2 separate regions of the Homo sapiens genome follow, and region 1 is linked to region 2. A link is an interaction called in ENCODE POLR2A ChIA-PET data of the cell type or tissue named here. Cell type or tissue: PC-9. All regions are shown on one strand. Region 1 overlaps MCU (mitochondrial calcium uniporter). Region 2 overlaps FAM149B1 (family with sequence similarity 149 member B1).

Region 1 (2,500 bases), 470 kb before region 2:
AAGCACTGGATTATAGGTGTGAGCCACCACACCTGGCTGCCTTATTCTTTTTAAGTGGCCAGAAAAAAAATAAATTAAGGATGTGTAGAGATCAAGCCTGTGAGAAAATAGAAATTAACTCCACTTGTTTAGATTTAGATCATTTTATTGTAGATATTCTTGTCACTGAGTGCCCAAGGAATGGATATTGGAAAGCTATAGCTGTCCTTAACTTCAGTGTCAAAGAGTAGGAATCTCCTTTTTTTAAGCAATGGCTTTATTGAGGTCCAGTTCGCATAACATAACATTCACCCTTTTAAAGTATACAATTCAGTGGTTTTAAGGTAGTCACAGGATTCTGCAACTGTAACCATCACCAATATCTGATTCCAGAATGTTTCCATCACTGCAGGAAAAAAAAAACAACAATCCATGTTTAGCAATCACTGTCTATTCCCCTCTACACCTGTGGCCATCACTAATCTTTCTTATTTCTATAGATTTTCCTCTTCTGGACATTTCATTTGAATGGAATCATATAATACATGGCCTTTTGTGACTGATTTCTTTCACTTTACGTAATGTTTTTGGGGTTCATTCGTGTTGTAGGATGTTTTGACATTTTATTCCTGTTATTGCTAAACAATAATGATGGATATAAACATTTATCCATTCATCAGTTTATAGACATTTGAGTTTTTGTTTTGCTATTAATAATGCTGTTATGAACATTTGTGTACAGGTTGGACAAATATTTGGACAAATATTTTTATTTCTCTTGGGTATATACCTTCGAGTAGAATTGCTGAGACATAGGGTAATCCTATGGTTAACTTGTTGAGGAACTGCTGAACTATTAACATTTCTCAAAGTGGCTCTACCGTTTTTTAATCCCACTAACAATGTATGAGGGTTCCAATTGCCCTGTATCCTCATCAGCACTTGTTCATGTCTTTTTTATTTTAGCCGTCCTACTGGATGTGAAGTGGCATCTCATTGTGGTTTTGCTTTGCTTTCTGTAATGACAAATGATGTTCAGCGTATCTTTGGAGAAATACCTATTCAGCACTTTAGCCCATTTTCAAATTGGGTTGTCTTTCTGTTGTTTTAAGAGTAAGGATGCCTTTTTTAAGCTCCTTTTTAGTTCATTATGAATCTGGCATCTATTCATTTAGTTAATCTATTTGATAACTCATAGAATGTTTTTTCAAAGAAGGCAGTTTTGTGCCCTTTTCAGTGTCCTTCAGTTATTTTAAATGCTGATCAGCAAGAGATTAAACTATAATTCTTTAAAAAATGAGATAGAGACTGTTGATGTGAAAAGACAGATATGTGAAAGAAATTATAAAGCACTGCTAATATAGATCAAACATGATAGGATCTGGTGAACCGAATTAAAGCTCTAGAATTCCTGTGGGAATCTGATTGAGCAGGTAATCTACAACTTCTGAGTGTGTCAAACAACTGCCCTTGGTTTCTGGTATGCTCCTTAAGCACACTTCCTTATCAGGAATATAAGAAACACCTGTGCTTAGTTTTGCAAGATTTTGTACATAACATTTTGATTATGTATTTGTTTTACCTTTCCTCACCAGGAATTTGGGTTTAAAGAATTCACAGTTGGTTTAACTAGATCATGTAGCTATGGTGTACCAACTTTTGTAGGAGCAAATGAAAGCTATTGAATATATTCTTACCTTGATTAAATGATAGGCAAGAGCATCCATGAGACGAAAATGGCCCTTTTGAGTGTTTTTTCTACATTTAGTGAGGTTAACATAATCTTTCACTAAGAGCATTTATGCCAGATTAATATTAAATGGAAGAAAATAATAGTGCTGAAAGAAATGTAGAGAGGGTTGGAAAAAGCACAGGTTTTGGTGCCAGACTGAATTTCAGATCAAATTTTAACTCTCCATTTCCTCCTTGAGTGACCTCGGACAAGGGAATTAATCTCTCTAAACTTCAGTCTTCATCTATAAAATGGGATGGATTAAATCTATCTTGAGGCTGGGCGCAGTGGCTCACGCCTGTAATCCCAGCACTTTGGGATGCTGAGGCGGGTGGATCACGGGGTCAGGAGTTCAAGACCAGCCTGGCCAACATGGTGAAACCCCATCTCTACTAAAGATACAAAAATTAGCTGGGTGTGGTGGCACGTGCCTGTAATCCCAGTTACTTGGGAGACTGAGGCAGCAGAGTCACTTGAACCCGGGAGGCAGAGGTTGCAGTGAGCTGAGATCGCGCCATTGCCCTTCAGCCTGGGCGACAGGGTGAGAATCTGTCTCAAAAACAACAACAACAAAAACTATCTTGTACTGAGGCAGGAGGATTGCTTGAGCCCAGGAATTCGAGTCCAGCTTGGGCAGCACAGCCAGACCCCCATGTCTAAAAAAAGGGAAATCTTGTAAGGTTGTTGTGAATATAAAATGAACCAATGTGTGAAAAGCATTTATGGCAGTGCTTGGCACATAACGAGTACTCTGTTGGTGGTACCCGATATATATGTTTCATATATATA
Region 2 (2,500 bases):
TGAAGTGCAGTGGCACAGTCATGGCTCACTGCAACTTCTGCCTCCAGGGCTCAAGTGATTCTTCCACTTCAGCCTCCTGAGTAGCTGGGACTATAGGTGCATGCCACCATACCTGGCTAATTTTTGTACTTTTTTGCAGAAACCAAGTTTCACCATGTTGCACAGGCTGGTGTTAAACTCCTGGGCTCAAGCAATCCACTTGCCTCAGCCTCCCAAAGTGCAGAGATTACAGGAATGAACCACCGTGCCCCACCAATCATAATTCTTATAGCTAAATCTTACAGGTCATATCCTTAAAGGAAATCCCTACAAATGAAACCACTGAATCAAAGAAAATGTTTATTTTAAAGCTCCTAATACATATTCCCAAAATGTCTTCCAGTAAGATTTTCCCACCAGCCTTGTTTAAAAGTGCCATGGGTTTGTTTTTTTAACTATTATTATTTTTTTGTGTGTGTGACAGAGTCTTGCTCTGTTGCCCAGGCTGGAGTGCAGTGGTGTAATCTCAGCTCACTGCAACCTCCACCCCACAGGTTCAAGCAATTCTCCTGTCTCAGCCTCCCAGGTAGCTGGGATTACAGGCACATGCCATCACGCCTGGCTAATTTTTGTATTTTTAGTAGAGACGGGGTTTTACCATGTTGGCCAGGCTGGTCTCAAACTCCTGACCTCAAGTGATCTGCCTGCCTCAGCCTCCCAAAGTGCTGGGATTACAGGCATGAGCCATGGGCCCAGCTGCCATGGGTTTATTCTATTTTCCTAATAAAAAAAAATACTTAAGGCACAAAAAAATGTAAAGAGCAATACAAAGTGTAAATTGGTTATATTTAACATTTGGTTAAACTGAGTTCCATTTTTTAAAATTTTATTTCTCAGATTGGATTGACTTTCTCCAGAGTAAACCCACTGAAACAAATGAGTCATCACATATTTACTGAATGCCTAGGAAGGAAGAGAAATTTGAATATTAATAAGATAAGATCCCTGCCCATAAGGAGCATATATTTTGGGCAATGATGGAGTTACTGAAATAAGGATATAACCTCGTGAGATATCTTAAGATGTAATTATAAATGTGATTATTCTTTTTTTTTTTTTTTTTTTTTTTTGAGACGGAGTCTCGCTCTGACGCCCAGGCTGGAGTGCAGTGGTGCAATCTCAGCTCACTGCAAGCTGTGCCTCCTGGGTTCACGCCATTTTCCTGCCTCAGCCTCCCAAAGTGCTGGGACTACAGGCACCCGCCACCATGCCTGGCTAATTTTTTTTTTTTTTTTTTTTTTTTTTTTTTTTTTTTTTTTTTTTTTTTTTTTAGTAGAGACAGTTTCACCCTGTTAGCCAGGATGGTCTCAATCTCCTGACCTTGTGATCCGCCTGCCTCAGCCTCTCAAAGTGCTGGGATTACAGGTGTGAGCCACCCGCCTGGCCAATTATTCTTAGTTTTTAAAAAACTTGTTGTATAGCTTGTTATAGTTTAGATATTTGTCCTTGCCTAAATCTCATGTAGAATTATAATCCCTAGTGCTGGAGGTGGGGCCTGGTGGGAGGTGTCTGAGTCATGGGGACAAATCCCTCATGACTTGGTATGATCTTTGCAATAGTGAATGAGTTCTCATGAGATCTAGTCATTTAGAAGTGTGCGGCACCTCTCCACACACACACACACTCTGTCTTTCTTCTGCTCTGGTCGTGTGATATGCCTACTCCTCCTTCACTTTTTACCATAAGTTAAAGCTTCCTGCAGCCTCCCTCAAAGCAGATGTTAGCACTATTAGCACTATGCTTCCTGTACAACCTGCAGAGCCATAAGCCAATTAAACCTCTTTTCCTATAAATTACCCAGTCTCAGGTATTTTTGTTTTTTGTTTTTGTTTTTTTGGGTTTTTTTGAGACAGAGTCTCACTCTGTTGCCCAGGCTGGAGTGCAGTGGTGTGATCTAGACTCACCACAACCTCCGCCTCCCGGATTCAAGCAATTCTCCTGCCTTAGCCTCCTGAGTAGCTGGGACTACAGGTGTGCACCACTGTGCCTGGCTAATTTTTGTATTTTTAGTAGAGATGAGGGTTCACTGTGTTGGCCAGGCTGGTCTTGAACTCCTGACCTCGTGATCCGCCTGCCTCAGCCTCCCAAAGTGCTGGGATTATAGGTGTGAGCCACCGCACCTGGCTAGGTATTTCTTTATAGCAATGCAAGAATGACTTCATACAGAACACTGGTACCAAGGAATGGGGTATTGCTATAAGGATACCTGACAATGTGGAAGTGACTTTGAAACTGGGTAATGGGCAGATGTTGAAAGACTGGAGGGCTCAGAAGACAACAGGAAGAGGGAAAGTTTAGAATTTCTTAGAGACCAGTTAAATGGTTGTGACCAAAATGCTAATAGTGAAATGGACAATAAAGTCCAGGCTGACAAGGTCTCAGAAGGAAATGAGGAACTTACTGGGAACTGGAAGAAAGGGCATGTGTGTTATGCCTTAGCAAGGAACTTGGCTGTATTATG

The links. ChIA-PET counts read pairs that join two places held together with the same protein. Peaks named below come from ENCODE experiments on the same cell type or tissue, not always from the same donor. Only the 100,000 strongest peaks of a DNase experiment are listed, where the experiment ranks them.
Region 1: POLR2A ChIA-PET joins it to region 2 with 6 read pairs; 3 of 35 experiments call an interaction of 5 or more read pairs at or near these places.

What each region holds. Positions count from the first base shown.
Region 1 is chr10:72,731,190-72,733,689 of GRCh38, forward strand. The region is part of intron 1 of MCU (mitochondrial calcium uniporter); the gene reads left to right. Among named protein-coding and RNA genes, the nearest start is that of MIR4676, 11 kb to the left of the region's middle. In PC-9, no CTCF peak of the experiment used is centred here; a DNase peak (open chromatin) is centred at 1,522; H3K27ac peaks cover 441 bases.
Region 2 is chr10:73,203,687-73,206,186 of GRCh38, forward strand. The region is part of intron 5 of FAM149B1 (family with sequence similarity 149 member B1); the gene reads left to right. Among named protein-coding and RNA genes, the nearest start is that of FAM149B1, 37 kb to the left of the region's middle. In PC-9, no CTCF peak of the experiment used is centred here; no DNase peak of the experiment used is centred here.